2 separate regions of the Homo sapiens genome follow, and region 2 is linked to region 1. A link is a loop called in an ENCODE intact Hi-C map of the cell type or tissue named here. Cell type or tissue: PC-3. All regions are shown on one strand. Each heading gives the region's core, and the rest is flanking DNA. Links, peaks and the distances in the headings are about the cores only.

Region 1 (8,495 bases), core at 163-8,162:
CCTCAGCTGCAAACTTGAGAGTAGGATAAACTTCTAGCTTTCTCTTACAGTGGCCAGGTGTTTGTGGGCATAGGGTAATACAGATGGTCTCTTGAAAAAAAGTTTAGCGGCTAGTCTGAAGAAAAATAACAAACCTTTGATTGGGACTTAGCATATGATACAACTGTTCTTCATACTATACATACAAAATCAAGTGTAGTAAGTAGCATTACCAGTATTTTAAAGATGAGGCCAGGTGCGGTGGCTCACGCCTATAATCCCAGCACTTTGGGAGGCCAAGGCAGGCAGATCACTTGAGGTCAGGAGTTCAAGACTAGCCTGGCCAACCCTATCTCCGCTAAAAATACAAAAATTAGCTGGGCTTGTCCTGCACACTTGTAATCCCAGCTACTCAGGAGGCTGAGGCAGGAGAATCGCTTGAACCCAGGAGACAGAGGCTGCAGTGAGCCAAGACTGCGCCACTGCACTCCAGCTTGTGCTACAGAGCAAGACCCTGTCTCAAAAAAAAAAAAAAGAAAAGAAAAAAGAAAAACACTCAGGTGGGGCAGGAGTTTAACCTAATCCAACTAGATGGAACTAGAAAAAGAATATAGAAAATTTAGGGGGAAGAGGTGGCTACTTGTCAGATGTAGCCAATTTCCTAGTGCTTTAATAGAGTTATGACTTCCAGAAACAGGCAGGGTATGGTGGCTCACATCTGTAATCCCAGCACTTTAGGAGGCTGTGGTGGGCAGATCACTTTGAGCTCAGGAGTTTGAGACCAACCTGGACAACAATCCCCTCTCTCTACAAAAAAATACAAAAAAATTTAGCTGGGCATGGTGGCTCATGCCTGTAGTCCCAGCTACTCACGAGGCTGAGGCTGGAGGATTGCTTGAGCCTGGGAACTGGAGGTTGCAGTGAGCCAAGATCATGACCCTGAATGCCAGCCTGGGCACAGAGTGAGATAGTGTCTCAAAAAAATTAATTAAAGACTTCCAAAGACAGCAATACTTATTTTTCTTTACCTTTTATGTATTAGAAGAGGATTCCAAATTTTCCAAAGTCCCTCCTAACACCAAATATGTAACTTGTTCTATCAAACCAAGTCTTAAAATACAACTTCAAAAGAAAATATGTGCTTGGCATTCAACAGGCCTTCCATAAGTGTTCACTGAAGGTTCCAAATCTCCCAATTCTAAAAGTTTCTGCATTTGGAGAACATTTTTCACCAAGATTACTCGTTTCTTTATCTTACATCATAGCCAAGAAATATATTTCTCCCCAATACATGTTTTCTCCTAAACTCAATAGAACTGTATATTAAGATACTAAATACATGAATCATAATGCTTAGGCACCAAAAGCAATTCTAAATGTAAATGCAGTCTATTACTACAACAAAATTAGACAAAAATCCTTGTGGGGAAAATGTATGTATTTTTTTGCCCTGAAAGAACAGGTTTGTCGAACAGATTAAAATTCTACATATAAAACTGTTGAAAGAGTTTATGGATCTACAAATTACTGCTGGGATATATGGAATTCTTATTTTTCAAAAAGCCTATGCACTCTGAGAAATTCTAGACAGCATATGAAACTATAAGAGAATTCCACCTTCTTGCTTACCAGTACAGACTCTTCTTAACAGTGTCAAAACTAACCCTTCTCCCCCAAAAAAGTAGGGTATAAACAAAGAGAAAGAAAGGGAAATCACAAACTTTTAGAACTTCCCCAAGCTAAGAGTTGAACATGGATAAACTCACTGAAGTCCTCATATTGCTCCATGGGCCACTCTAGGTACATAAGCTAGGATGTCATAGGTCAGAGAGAAGCCCAGCAGAGACCACATCAAAGTTCAACCTTGTTCCAGACCTTTGTAGGTAGAAAATAAGGTTAAGTGAAACATGGAAGGTAACCATGGAATATTACCGGTTCCCGGTCAGTCACTCTTGATTAGCAAACATGGCCCAAAGCTGTAGATCAAGGACTTCCTGAATAATACTGGTTCTGGAGACAGAAGCTATGAGTTCAGTGCTACATAACTCTCTCTCTGGACAGACAGCTCTGCCAAAGCTATTACATTATATTTAAGTATATGTATTAAGTATATATCTAAATATATATTATACTTAAAATATTAGTTTAAATTTAATGTTTTAAGTACAATATATATACCAAAGAGCACAAAGAAAAAAAAAGGTACAGCTTGATGAATTTTTACAAAGTGAACACACCCCTGTGACCATGACTGAGATAAAGAGATTAGACATTACCAGTATCCCAGAAGCCTCCATTTGCCCCTTCCTAGGCACTACTGACTTGATTTATCTTACTGATTTGTGGACTACATGTAATCACACGGTATGTGTTCTTTCATATTGTTTCCTTTTAGTCAGCATAGTGTTTGTGAAATTCATTCGTGGTGATGTGTAGAGTAGCAATTCACACATTTTCATTGCTATATAATATTCCATTGTATGAATATAGCAAAATGTATTGATTCTTACTGTTGAGGGAATTTTTAGATGATTCTAGTTTGAGAGATATATGTAATAATGCTGACAAGAACATTATATATTTTTGGTGTCCATCTGTGTACACAAAGAAACATGTACTAATTCCACTAGGAATTAATTTTCCAAAGTGGTAGCCAATTTACACTGCCACCACTGGTGTATAAAATCTCCAGTTGTTCCACATCCTCACCAGCATTTGGTAACGTCTGTTTCAATTTTTGCCATTCTGATGGGTATATATTGGTATCTTGTTTGGGTTTTAATTTACATTTCTGATAACCAGTGATTTTGAGCACAATTTCATGTTTATTGGCCACTTGGATATCTTCTTTTGTGAAATGCCTACACAAGTCTTGCCCAGTTTTTTTACTGGACTGTCTTTTTCACGTTGATTTATATATTCTAGATACAACTTCTTTTTCAGATAGGAGAGAAGAAAGAAAAGCAGAGAGAAAGAAAGGAAATATGTTTTTCTACACTTTGGCTTGCCTTTTCAAGTCTGTTCATATAATCTTTGATGAACTGAAGTCTTATTTTAATGAAGTCCAGTCTACACATTTTTTTCCTACCCCAAGGTCATGAAGATATCCTACGTTATATTTTATCATCTCAACTTCCAATTTAAGACATATCTTGAAATATATGTTTGAACTTATAGTGTAACATTTTAACAAAATTCTTACCAATTTTTAAGTTTTCATAAGTAAATTAACCCTAAAATTAATTTACTAAATTAATTTACTAAAATTAAAAAGCTATCATCAAAAGTTTTCAAAGAAAAATTTTCAAAATAAATGTTCTTAAAAGCACAGAAAGAGGGAATGTGAGGGGTTTATAATAGCAGTAACAAGTGGTGTTAAAAGCATAGACTTGGGGCTAGACAGGTTGAAATCATGGCTAGCCATCTAACAAGCTTTGTAACTTTATAAATTGTTTATTTTATCTGAGAGTTGATTTCTTCATTTATAAAATGAAGATGGTATCTGCTGAATATAAAGTCTTAACACTAAGCCCAACATACTCAAAACCTGTTGTTAATGATGACTAAGATGATGTTATTAACATAAGTTAAGTGATCTTATAAAACTTAGATTTTCAGTACTGCGGGTAAAGTAAGTGCCCAATCATGCTGTGATACAGATGACGAGAAGCCCTCAGACCAGTACAAGGTGCTTGATAGAAGGAGAGATCACGTGTGACCAGGGAGACTAGGAAAGGGGTGATAAATGAGATGGCTCCTAGGGGATTTTACAGAGTCAACAGGCAGTTTTCAAGGTATATGGACAAATTGAACAAAGGCTTAATGATGGGAAAGCATAGGGTAGCTTAAGAAAAAATAAGCTATTAATATATATATAGGAGAACAGACAAAAATAAAGTTGGTGAGGTAGGTTAAGGCTGAATGTCAAACTGAAGAATCAGTACTTATTCAGGTAAGGAAGATTTTCAATCCAAGGAGTGACAAGAAAATCAAGCTGACCACTGTGAGTCAAATGGATTTGGATAGGGAAGGAGTAAATACCAAAATTCTATCACAGTAGTTCAGATAGAAAGATATAGAAACCTAAACTAGGGAAGCAGTGAAAGTAGAGAACATGTTCCTACCTACAGGATGGACTCGCTTTTTGTATGATCTAAAGGAGAAAACATGGCTAATCATTAAGAGTCCAAGACTGGGTAGTTGAGAAAATAGTGATGCCATTAATTTAAATGCAGAGATAGGGGAGAGAATCTGGTCTTGATATTGAGCTTGGTTCTGGACATTTTTTTTTAATTCAAGCACCACCAGGAATTTCGGGTGGAAATGTCCAGTTGACGAGCAGTGGGAAATACAGGTGGGGATCCCTAGTGGGGACACAGTACTTAAGTATGGATTTGATAGTCATTTCCACAGAAGTATTAGAAAAATATAATGTGGAGACAGAGATTCTGAGTTTGCTCCTGCCTTACACTAGCTGTATGCTCTAACAAGACTCTCAACTTCTCTGAGCCTCTGCCCTCTCATTTATAACATGGGATCAAAAATATATATATCATTCTACCTCCTCATAGGGTTGATGCAGACTAAAATGAGATAATATCTGAGAAAGTGCTATAAAAACAGCTGTTATCAAAAAACCATTTAAGTGCTTTATATATGTCAAACTATCCTAGGAAACTATTCGAATAATTTTTTTTCTCAGTAAAAATTATACTATTGCAGATTATGTTGGGGGCCGAGGATCTTAAGGTACAGTAGTATGCAATCATAGGTCCTGACCAGAAGGTGGCAGGAGAAAGACTTAGTCAGAGCTTCTTGAGGATTCCGTATTTATAATCCTGAACGAAAAGTTCATTTTACTTATACATTACATATAATTAGACTCCCAGATAAATTCTTCCTATCCTTAGCTGCATGTGGCTCTACACATTTATTTATCCACTGACCATGTCAACTCATCTGTAATATAGAAAATGGAAAAAAAGAAAGGGAGTAAATAATACAATGACTACTACTATATAGTGAATACCTCTGCGTGCTAGAAACCAAATTCAGGATTTCTACACAATATTCCATTTAACATCAATACAATTCCATGAGGTAGGTATTATTATTCCTCATTTTAAAGATGAGGAAATTGAGATTCAAGCTTTTGCAAGTGAAAATAAGCAGTGCCAGAGTTGCAGCTGCCATGAAAGCTCAGTGACATTTGCTTATTTACAAAAATTAGGTATAACCTAAAGCAAGAATGCAAAAAAAAATGAACTCTGAGCACAGGGACCTTGAGACAGCTCTCCTGAAAGCCTACACATTGTTGGTAGAGTGAAGTTTTAGGGAAGCAAAACTGTGAAGTATGAAACCAGATCCAACCTGAGAACAGATGCTTCTGAGTAAGCAAAGAGAATTTCTAAATAGCTAAAAGACAGAAACATTCCTAAAGTAGACAGTTTGGAATGGCTCAAAAGAAAATGTGCAGCTTGCGTGACCACCCCAAAAGATTGTCCCACCTAGGCAGCTGAAGAACAACAACTTAGCCTTGGCAACAAAGCAAGATCCCGTCCTTACAAAACAAACAAACAAACAAACAAAAAAACTAATTGGCCAGGTGTGTTGGTGCATGCCTACAGTCCCAGCTACTTGGGAGGCTGAGGCAAGAGGATCACTTGAACCTAGGGAGTTCGAGGCTACAGTGCCCTATGATGGCACCACTGCATTGAAGTATGGGTGACAAGAGCAACACCCTGTCCAAAAAAAGAAAAAACGAAGAACAACAACTTACAACTTACCTTTCTACTTTTGAGGAGACTGGGAGTCACAGAGTCCCTGCCACAAGGTGGAGGGGTAACAGATTTGATTGGAAGCAGTGAGTTATAAATGGTGCTGTGTCCTCTAGCCCTCTAACCAACACATGACTGTACAGCTGGCCTCTCTGATACTAAATTTTCCCCATGTGCTAAAGATCGTACAAGAAGAGGGTTGCAAAATGAAGAGAATAGATTAATTATTATAGTTAATTATATTTCTTGGAAAATCAACCACTGGTGAGACACCAAAACCCAGAGAAACTGAGGAAGTGGTTATATTTGCATATGCATAGAAATACACATACATGTTTGCAGATAAATAGAATTTTGTCTAATATGGTATGTACTAAATTGTTAACAATAGCTTCCTCTGGAGAGTGGAACTTAGTGTCAGAAGGAACATCTATCTTGTTTTTAACACTATACAACAAACATGTTTTATTATTTTAATATTTTTAAAGTGGTTATTAAAGAGACCAATGACTAGTTTGTGCAAAATAAAAAGAAGCCAGGAAGATTCTATAATATTAATAGATCAGATTTGAGGTGACACAAGCCTCAAACAGAATTAATTCATCCATGATGATTGATGAAGAAACTTCCCTATGGAAAGAAAATATGGATTCCATTCAAAGCACTTTATTTTGGTTATTTAGAATATTAAAATATACATATCCTCTAGCTGTCTTAGAATTCTGATTGATTACTTATGAAAACATTTTCTCCTTCTATGGTACAATGTTAACAATAATACTTATGAACTAGGCTGCTGTTTGAAGATAGATAGACAGATGTGTGTATGTATCTAGAAAGTTATAGTTACATATAGAGTGTGTGTGTGTGTGTGTGTGTGTGTGTGTGTGTGTGTGTATTCCTTTAATCCTGTCATCAGCTCTAGAAAGTATAAGTTATCATCTCCAGTTTATAGTTGAGGCACAAAAAGGTTAAATGAGTAGCCCAAATCAAAAAAGACTATAGCCAGGATTCAAGTCCAAAGAGCCCCAGCCCAAAGCTTGTACTCTTGGCCACTCTTGTATATACTTCTTGAGAAAAATAAATGTATTAAAAAGGACACCAACCATAGCCACAAAGTTTGGGACTTGAATTTTTTCCAGTGTTTCCCTGAGTTGATCAACTTCTGCTCGATATTCATCAAGCTGACATTCTAATTTTTCTCTACGTAGTCGTTCATACTCCAGCTGGCCCTGCAGTTCTTTGATGGTCCTATCAAAAACAAAATTTTTTAAAAATCAATCATCAATGTCAACTAATAATTACTTTTAGTAGTGGAAAGCATTCATACATTGTATTTAAGGCAAATAAAACAAAGAAATCATTTATTCAACAAATATGTATTAAGGGTCTACTAAGAATGAGCACTGACCTAGGTATTGGGGATACAGTGGTGAACAAAAGGCCCAAAATCTGCCTTCCTGGACCTTACTTTAGTAATAGAGATATGCAGACAACAAGGAAAATAAATAAGTAAAATATATGGTATGTTGGAAGGTAATAAGTGCTAAAGGAGAAAACAAAAATAAAGCAGGAAAGAGTAGTATAAAATGTTGTGGAAGAGGGGCTTAACATTTCATACACAGTGGCTAGGGAAGGCTTTATTGAGAAGGGGGCTTCTAAGCCAAGCCCTGAAGGAAATAAGAGAGATAACCCTGTAGACATTAGAGGAAAAGCATTCCAGACAAAAGGAACAAGTGCAAAGGCCCTAAAGTAGAAGGATGCCTGATGAAGTACAAGAAAAACAGAAGCCAATGTGATAGAATCATTTAAAGAATAAAAGGGAGGCCAGGCGCGGTGGCTCACGTCTGTAACCCCAGCACTTTGGGAGGCGGAGGCAGGTGGATCACTTGAGGCCAGGAATTTGAGGCCAGCCTGGCCAACACGGTGTAACCCTATCTCTACTAAAAATACAAAAAAAAAAGTCATTAGTAGGAAATAATTTTTCCACCATGAGGTACTTTTCTAGACTACAAGGAATCTAAGAACTTTCAGCTAGGCTCTTAGACCAAGGCTAACACTAAAAAAAAAAAAATCTACATCTCAAAACACTTCAAACAGTATAGAGGCAGTGGACAGCCACCTATATGATATGATTTGTGAGATACCAAGAAAGCTCCTGATTTAAAACAAAAACAAAAAAATCAGTCTGCCACAGCTTCCTGGTGTCTAAAATCACATCAAGAGGTAGTTTCAGTTAATAGGGTAGCAGGGAAAAAAACAGAAAAAAGAGTATTTTGGCCTAATGTTTTGCCATCTGTTTAAATTCCCAAGTATCCATCCATGGAAGAATGACACATTAATCCTTATATTATTTTTTATTTTCTTTCTTTTAAACTAGAGCCAAATGTCAGCTTAACCACATTAATCCTTATCAAAGATTTAGATGTTACTCTGAATACAGTTAGCAGACCTCTTTCAGAACTAGATTTGGAAACAGGTGGAGGAAAGGGAAACAGGCAGTTCTAAGAGTGTGACGGAACAAGACACGACCAAAGGAAAAGGCAGGAAAAGCAGAGGACAAAGAAGGGAATCCATGTGTGGTTCTCTTTCTGGACCCATGTTTGATTAAATCCAAAGTTCCCTCTCCTGTCTCTCTCTGCTCCCTGTCCATTCTGGAAAGCAGATAGACAGACAAGCAGAGAGACAGTAGGATGAAAGAAGCTCGAGGCATCCTCTATCCCAGCAGCTATTAACTAC
Region 2 (8,495 bases), core at 212-8,211, 160 kb after region 1:
GTCTACCTGGATACCCAGAGATGTTTCCAGGGCTGAGTTCTTGGGTCATGTGAATGGATTACAGAGGGGCTGCAAACAGTTTAAAATCATGGGTTTTACACAAATATAGATGTGGGAATGGTTAGAGTGAGGGGAGGGACTTGGCTGTTTCCTTTTGTGTGTGGCAGGGGAGGGAGGTAACATCCTGGATGTAGCCATAGCTTTTATAAAATTTTTATAAGTCCATGGATCCAAAACATTAAGAAACACTACTATATGCATGATAAAAATCCCTACTTATTCAATAAACATTCACCAAACACTTACTACATAGAGACATTATGCTGTCTTTGTCCTCATAATGGAGGATAACATGCAAAACAAAAATTCTGAATAATTCCAGTGATTTATGGCATGAAGTCATTTTTTTCTTCTTGCTATCAATACAAGCAGACTCCCTTTGTGATGTCTTTCTACCTGCTTATCTCAATGATCTAAAGAAGATCCATGTTATAAAGTGTCTAACACATAGTAGATCCTCAAATGTTAGTTCCTTGCCTTTCACTTATCAATTTAAAGCCACATTTATCTTCTCCCCTTCTTCCTCTCTCTAGTGTTTCTTTTAATTTTTATTGAAATGAGATCCTGCTGTAGGAATATGTTATCCAGAGTCAGAGCAGGAGGCATGGTGTGATTTTACCATATCTATGCACCTATAAAGTACAGCAGCAGTACAAAAGCCCTTAAATAACGTAGGTTAAATATCAAACGTTTTGACATATAAAAGGTACTGAATGAATAGTGGCTAATAAAAATAAACAACAAAAAAATCAAATCAGAAGAACAGCAGCTGCAGACTCAAAGGAAGTATGAATAGAAAAAACACTGGTAAGTTTTCACAGGTTTCATAGTCATGAAATATGAAAACTACAAGGAAGTTTAGAGTATATAAGTCATTCTATACATGAGAAGACTGAGGGTCATACAGCTCTATCCACTTGAAGCCAATTCAGATCAGGCTTAACTTTGCTATGCAGCTTCTGACATCAAACTACATGAAATCTGAAGAGATCATAATGCTTGCTAGAATTCGGTTATTAATATCCCAAATGTGTCTCTCTAGTTAAAACTAGAGGACAAAACCTTAGGGGAAAAAAACTAACACATACACACAAGGGTTTTGCTTCTAGCTGGAGAACTCTGAAATGGACCTTGGTATATACTCAGTCCAACCTTACTATTTTACAGATTATGAAATTGAGGCCCAGAAAGGCGTAGTGACTTTTTTTTTTTTTCTTTAGATGCAGTTTTTGCATTTGTCGCCCAGGCTGGAGTGCAATGGCACCATCTCAGCTCACTGCGACCTCTGCCTCTTGGTTTCGAGCAATTCTCCTGCCTCAGCCTCCCGAGTAGCCGGGATTACAGGCACCCACCACCATGCCTGGCTACTTTTTTTTTATTTTTAGTAGAGACGGGGTTTCACCTCAGGTGATCCACCTGCCTCAGCCTTCCAAAGTGTTGGGATTACAGCCATGAGCCACTGCGCCCAGCTGGGGAAGCGACTTTTGAAGAGTAAATTACTTATTCTGTATAAGTTCAGTACAGAATCCCAGGTCTGTAGCTCCCAATTAAGATAGATCATTTTTTACATGAAGGTCACCCCTCTACAGGACTCATCTCTTTGGTGCCCTCTATCTTTGAGAATCTAGGTCTCTTATATTACTCAGAACACACTACCCATATCTATCCTTCCATGCGCATTGTTCCATCTCAGGCCCTAATCTCCTCCTTAAGCCTTCAATCCCATCCTCTATCTAATCAAACACACACACCCTTTACCTTTTCTGAGTCCTAATTCTTTTTCTTTCATTTTTTGAGACAAGATCTCGCTATGTGCTCAGTCTAGTCTTGAACTCCTGAGCTCAGGCCTCAGCCTCCTGGGTAGCTGGGACTACTGGCTTATGCCACAATGCCAGGTGGAGTCCTAATTCTCTTCAACAGTTTAAACTACAAGCTAAGGTACTAATGATCAATAATGGTATAATTTAGCATTTCCTTGCTTATATTTCTACAAGGCTATTTGAAATGGCACTGTCTTAACCCAAAAAGGCATACTTTTTGAATAAGGAATAACTATATGAAACATTTAAAGTGTTTTTTTGTTTTTGTTTTTAGACAGAGTGTCACTCTGTAGCCCACTCACAGGGTGGAGTGCAGTGGTGTGATCTCAGCTGATTGCAATCGCCACCTCCCGGGTTCAAGCAATTCTCCTGCCTCAGCCTCCCTAGTAGCTGGGACTACTGGTGCACTCCAGGCGCACTGGCCCAAACGTTACTTTTTGAAAAATAACCATTTTTAATCACAAAAATTATAAATGAGACAGCTCAAGAGGATTTTTTTTGAGGTGATAGAATTGTTTAGTATCTCAATTATGGCGGTGGTTATATGATTCTTTGCATTTGTCAAAACTCATAGAATTGTATACCAAAATATGTAAATTTAAAAATTAACAATACTTTTTTAAAGAGGAAGAAAGTAATTGCATAGTCTACTGATGCCCCTTAGTTTTCCTGCCCAGAGGCAATCACAATGCAATACTGGTCTTCTAAAGAATCAGCTGGGTGTGGTGGCTCACACCTGTAATCCCAGCGCTTTGGGAAGCCAAGCCAGGAAGACTGCTGGAGCTCAGGAGTTTGAGACCAGCCTGGACAACATGGCAAAACCCTGTCTCTACAAAAACTTAGCCAGGCATGGTGGTACCCATCTGTAGTCCCAACTACTCAGGAGGCTGAGGTGGGAGGATCACTTCAGCCTGGGAGGCAGGGGCTGCAGTGAGCCAAGATTGCACCACTGCACTCCAGCCTGGGTGACAGAGCCAGGCCCTGTCTCAAAAAGAAAAGAATTCTTTTTAACAGGAGAAAAAGCACAGAAAATTATTTTTTTATTGATACATACATAATAGATGTATATAATTTAGGGTACATGCGACAATTTTATACATTTATGTAATTTGTAAAGATCAAATCAGTGTACTAAGAATGACATTGTAATGCTAGAAATGTAGTCACTGAGGCAGACTTATTGGACAGATGTTTTTGGAAATGACGACTTTTTAGTCCTTGTAAGCTGATAAATCCACTATTCTATTCAAGGTAAGGTTGGCACTTATTGGGGCAAATGAAAATGAGAAAATTAGGGAGTAAGGTCTGGAGAAGATAAGTGAGAATTAACACTGACACTAAAATTTTAACATTCAGGGACTAGAGCCAAAACAATAAATACATTTAAAAACAAAGATTGCATAAGAACAAAAATGTGATTGTTTTCAAAGGTTACAGATTTTATTCCAAGGCTGTGCTGAAAAAACATCCTGCTTGGTAGCCTACCTGGAATCAAATATTCTCTCCCCTTCCTACTAATATTACTCATATGTCTAATTCAGTTTCTATACAGTTCTTAGTGTTTTTTCAGTTATATGTCATTCATGCCAACATATCCATTTTACCCATTTAATTGATACTGAATGATTACTAAATGTAAAATTAATAGTTCTGGTATTTTATTGCCATTACAATATTTATATTATTCTACTGTAGCTTTTTTGGCTTGCAGATCTATTTTCCACCTCTCCCCGCCAAAACTGTCAGACTCATATTGGCATATCTGTGTTTATTTATCTTGGAATCCCTAGAACCTACCTTGTATATTATCTGACACCTAGTGGATACCGAATGAATATTTACTGAAGAAACAAGAGCCCTGTTTTAAGCAGAAGGAAATGTGAATACAAATATGGTTGAGCTCCTGCTTTTAAAAGAACTTACAACTTGCTGGTCATGTACAGTCAATATAATTAGTAGGCCACATGCATAGGTGGGTAAATAGAGGACAGAGGGTAGAGAAAGACTGAATGTAGTCCGATTACATGAAACAACTTATCTTAACATTCTATTACAAACATTAGTGCTAGGGTATGTAACAGGAGACCCTTTACTGTCCTTTCATAGACCTGTGCTGATGATAGAAAACCTTACTGGGTGACAGGAAAATAGATTGGATAGATATAGCATATCTAAAAATGTTCTAATTGTATTTTATTTTTAAAGAAACTGAGGATGAAACAGCCATTGACAAGACTGCATATTCTTGGAATCTGTTATCATAAAGAATAAGGTCCTAAAGGAAAACAATTTATTTCACTAAAAAACAAGTCTGACTGGGCGCGGTGGCCAGCACTTTGGGCCGAGGTGGGCGGATCACTTGAGGCCAGGAGTTCAAGACCAGCCTGGCCAACATGGGGAAACCCTGTCTGCACCAAAAATACAAAATTAGCTGGGTGTGGTGGCGCAGTGCGTAGTCCTGGCTACTCCAGAGGCTGAGGCAGGAGAATGACTTGAACCTGGGAGGCAGAGGTTGCAGTGAGCCGAGATCGCACCACTGTACTCCAGCCTGAGCAACAGAGCAAACTCCATCTCAAACAAACAAACAAACAAACAGAAGAAAATCCCCTAGTCTTTCTGGAGATATTTCATAGGCTTCTTTCAGAAGATAAACTTAAGTGTTAACAGTAATGGCTTTATGGTCATAGCATTTACTACACGATGACATAAAGCTCAACCATCAATACATAATGTTTTATTCTCCAATACTATGGTCCTCTCCTGATCCTTTCACACACTAGTTCTGATGTACTGAGAATTGAGGACTCCAATTCAGTTTCCTGTTGAGGCGAGGTAGGATTTCATCAAGAAATGTTTTATTTCCTTGATTGTCTGAAACAGTGCACTTTGCTAGTGCAAAATCTGTCACAAAAGAATTGGATAAGTGGGAGGGGGGTGTAAATTGTTAAAGGACTAAGCAATCCATCAGAGTTTTATAATTTAACAACTTACTTATCCATTAAGCAATTATTTCATGCCTACTGCTTATGTGCCAAGCAGAAGAAAACAGCATATTACCTACTGGTAACAATAACAAGTGGCTGCCAAGGCAGCTTAGTGGTTTATGAGCCAGTCATTTTGCAGCATTGTGCTAAAAGGGAGGGAGAGTTAGAAGGTAAAATCAAGTCGCTTCTTACATGTTATCATCAGCTTTTGGGGAGTATCGTGAATTTTATTTTTTATTTTTAGTTGAGAGACAAGGTCTTGCTCTGTAGCCCAAGTTGGAGTGCAGTGGCATGATCATGGCTCACTGCAGCCTCAACCTCTTGGGCTCAAGCGATCCTCTCACCTTAGCCTCCCCAGTAGCTAGGACTACCAGCACGTGCCACCACAACCAGCTAATTTTTAAATTTATTGTCGAGATAAGGTCTCCCTATGTTGTCCAAGCTGGTCACAAGCTCCTGGGCTTAAGCAATCCTCCTGCCTTGGCTTCTCAAAGTGCTAGGATTACAGGCATGAAAATGTTCATTCATTTGTTCTGTTGTGTACCAAGTGTAGTGGATATAGTCAAGCTTGGATATTAAAACCTATATATTCAGGTATTAATAAAGGAGCTAGATCCTCCCCCAACCTCATCCCTGATGAAACAAATGAAAATTTAGTAATTTTGAAAAAGTATCTTAGTCTTCACCATGAGAAAAATGAGATCTTCCTTAAATTCACCTTATAGTGTAAATATTTTGATTTTAAATTATATAGGTTAAGGCATCAAATTTTTCACTGCTTAGGTGTCTACAGATTTCAGTCAGGCTTTGGATACAACAGTGAAGAAGACAAGCTCCTATTAAAAAATTTTAACCAGGGTTCTTAATTAGGAGTTTATAGATTAATTAAAGGGGTCCATTACATCTCTCTTTTATTTTGAGACAGGGTCGGGCTCTGTTGCCCAGGCTGGAGTGCAGTGGCGTGATCTCAGCTCACAGCAATCTTTGCCTCCCTGGTTCAAGTGATTCTTCTGCCTCAGCCTTGTGAGTAGCTGGGACTACAGCAGGCCACCATGCCAGGCTAATTTTTTTTTTTATTTTTAGTAGAGACAGGGCTTCATCATGTTGGCCAGGCTGGTCTCGAACTCGTGGGCTCAAATGATCTGCCCACTTTGGCCTCCCAAAGTGCTAGGATTACAGGCATGAGCCACCATGCCTGGCATCTACTTTCAATAACTTCTAATAAAATGTAAACATAGCCAGTCAATCACAGTAGTTAGCAGTAAATGTGACTGTCACAATTAAACTGATTATTTCCATATCACATTACAATTGTTGCAGATAAGTTGAAATATTTATGCTCACCACGCTACTGTGTTGAAATTATAGTAAGGCCACTGCTAGATCTTATTCATTAATAAACCACATATATTTCTATATCAAATTTTTTTGGTAACTATTTCAATATTCTTGGATCCTTTTGTAATTCAATGTACTGTACTTTATATGTTTAAAGGCTTTTTTAAAAAAAAGCGGTCCATAGACTTCACTAGATTGACAAAGAGGTCCATGACACTAAAAGTTAAGAGTAAAATGGTTTAGACGGCCATAGCCATCTGTACCTCTAGGGGCCTTATACTTCATATTTACTCAACACATACTTCCAGAATGAAATAATTTAAAGTTGGTTGAAATTGTGCCCCCCAAATATTAATACTTTGGTTGTCTACAATAGAGTACTGTAGAGTTGCTTCTTATTCAAAAGCTTCCTTTTTTTTTTTTTTGAGACAGTCTTGCTCTGTCACCAGGCTGGAGTACAGTGGCGCGATCTTGGCTCACTGTACTGCAACCTCCGCCTCCTGGGTTCAAGTGATTCCCCTGCCTCAGCCTCCCGAGTAGCTGGGACTACAAGCGCATGCCAGCATGCCTGGCTAAGTTTTTGTATTTTAGTAGAGATGGAGTTTCAGCATGTTGGCCAGGATGGTCTCGATCTCCTGATCTCGTGATCCGCCTGCCTCGGCCTCCCAAAGTGCTGGGATTACAGGTGTGAGCCACCACACCTGGCCATTCAAAAACTTTTCTAAAAAAATCAAATACTTTAGATCAAGTTTTTTCCACCTTGCGGCCCAGGACAGCTTTGAATGCAGCCCAACACAAATTCATAAACTTTGCTAAAACATTGCTTTTGTGATTCTTTTTAAAAACTCATCAGCTATCATTAGTGTTAGTGTATTTTATGTGTGGCCCAAGATAATTCTTCCAATGTGGCCCAAGGAAGCCAGAAGATTGGCTGCCCCTGATTTACATGAAACATAGAATGGATCATAGTTTATCTCCCCAAAAGAACTTTATTATACGTCTTTCTAGATAAGCAATACTTGCTCATGTGGCTGGACTATATTCTTTACTTAATATCATTTTAAAATATATTTTTTGAGACAGGGTCTAACTCTGACACCAAGGCTGGAATGCAGTGGTGTGATCTTGGCGTACTCCAACCTCCACCTCCTAGGCTCAAGCGATCCTCCCACTTCAGACTTCCCAGTAGCCAGGACCACAGGCACACACCACGATGCCTCTACTTTTTTTTTTTTTTTTTTTTTTGGTAGAGACAGGGTTTCGCCATGTTGCCCAGGCTGATCTCGAACTCCTGAGCTCAAGCAATCCACTCACCTCAGCCTCCCAGTGTTGGGATTACAGGCGTGAGGTGCCACACCTGGCTCCCCAAAATATATATTTTTAAGAGACAGGCTCTTACAATGTTGCCCAGGCTGGTCTCGAACTCCTGGGCTCAGGCAACCCTCCCAAAGTGTTGGCATTATAGGCGTGAGCCACCACACCTGGCCTCTTTGTTGAGTAACTATGTACATGCAAACATTAAAAATTTTGGCAGGCCGGGCGCGGTGGCTCACGAGGTCAGGAGATCAATACTATCCCGTCTAACACAGTGAAAACCCGTCTCCAGTAAAAATACAAAAAATTAGCCGGGCGTGGTGGCAGGCGCCTGTAGTCCCAGCTACTCCGGAGGCTGAGGCAGGAGAATGGCGAGAGCCCGGGAGGCGGAGCATGCAGCATGCACCCCGTCTCTACTAAAAAAAAAAATACAAAAAATTAGCAGGGTGTGGTGGCACATGCCTGTAATCCCAGCTACTCAGGAGGCTGAGGCAGGAGAACGGCGTGAACCCGGGAGGCGGAGCTTGCAGTGAGCCGAGATCGAGCCACTGCACTCCAGCCTGGGGGACACAGCGAGACTCTGTCTCAAAAAAACAAAACATTGAAAAAAAAATTTTTGTTATCTCTGTCTTGGAATTGCAGCAAGAATAAGGGGTACTGGAGCACAATTTAAATAACAGTGATTTAGGAACTATTTACCTTGGTGCTTTCAAATAAAATTAGGAATTGGATTAGGTGGAAAAATAAACTAGTAGCTTATTAAAAATGCAGATTTTAAAAATCATACATTGTGATGGTTAATACTAAGTGTCAACTTGATTGAAGGATGCAAAATACTGATCCTGGGTTTGTCTGTAAGGGTGTTGCCAAATGAGATTAACATTTGAGTTAGTGGGCTGGGGAAGGCCCACCCACTCTCAATCTGGTGGGCACAGTCTAATCAGCTACCAGCATAGGTAGAATATAAGCACGCAGAAAA

The links. Peaks named below come from ENCODE experiments on the same cell type or tissue, not always from the same donor. Only the 100,000 strongest peaks of a DNase experiment are listed, where the experiment ranks them.
Region 2: it touches region 1 in a loop (6-fold over the local background); 17 of 110 quality-filtered maps call a loop at or near these places.

The regions. Positions count from the first base shown.
Region 1 is chr11:83,246,455-83,254,949 of GRCh38, reverse strand. ANKRD42 (ankyrin repeat domain 42) reads right to left here. Exons shown (of 11, transcript NM_001300975.2): 11 at 5,979-7,007. The coding sequence ends at 6,746. Among named protein-coding and RNA genes, the nearest start is that of CCDC90B-AS1, 35 kb to the left of the region's middle. In PC-3, for the core only: CTCF peaks have their summits at 4,537 and 4,741 (motif pointing right); a DNase peak (open chromatin) is centred at 4,759.
Region 2 is chr11:83,082,423-83,090,917 of GRCh38, reverse strand. All of the region lies in intron 2 of LINC02951 (long intergenic non-protein coding RNA 2951), which reads left to right. Among named protein-coding and RNA genes, the nearest start is that of LINC02951, 11 kb to the left of the region's middle. In PC-3, for the core only: CTCF peaks have their summits at 1,676 and 3,700 (motif pointing left); a DNase peak (open chromatin) is centred at 3,697.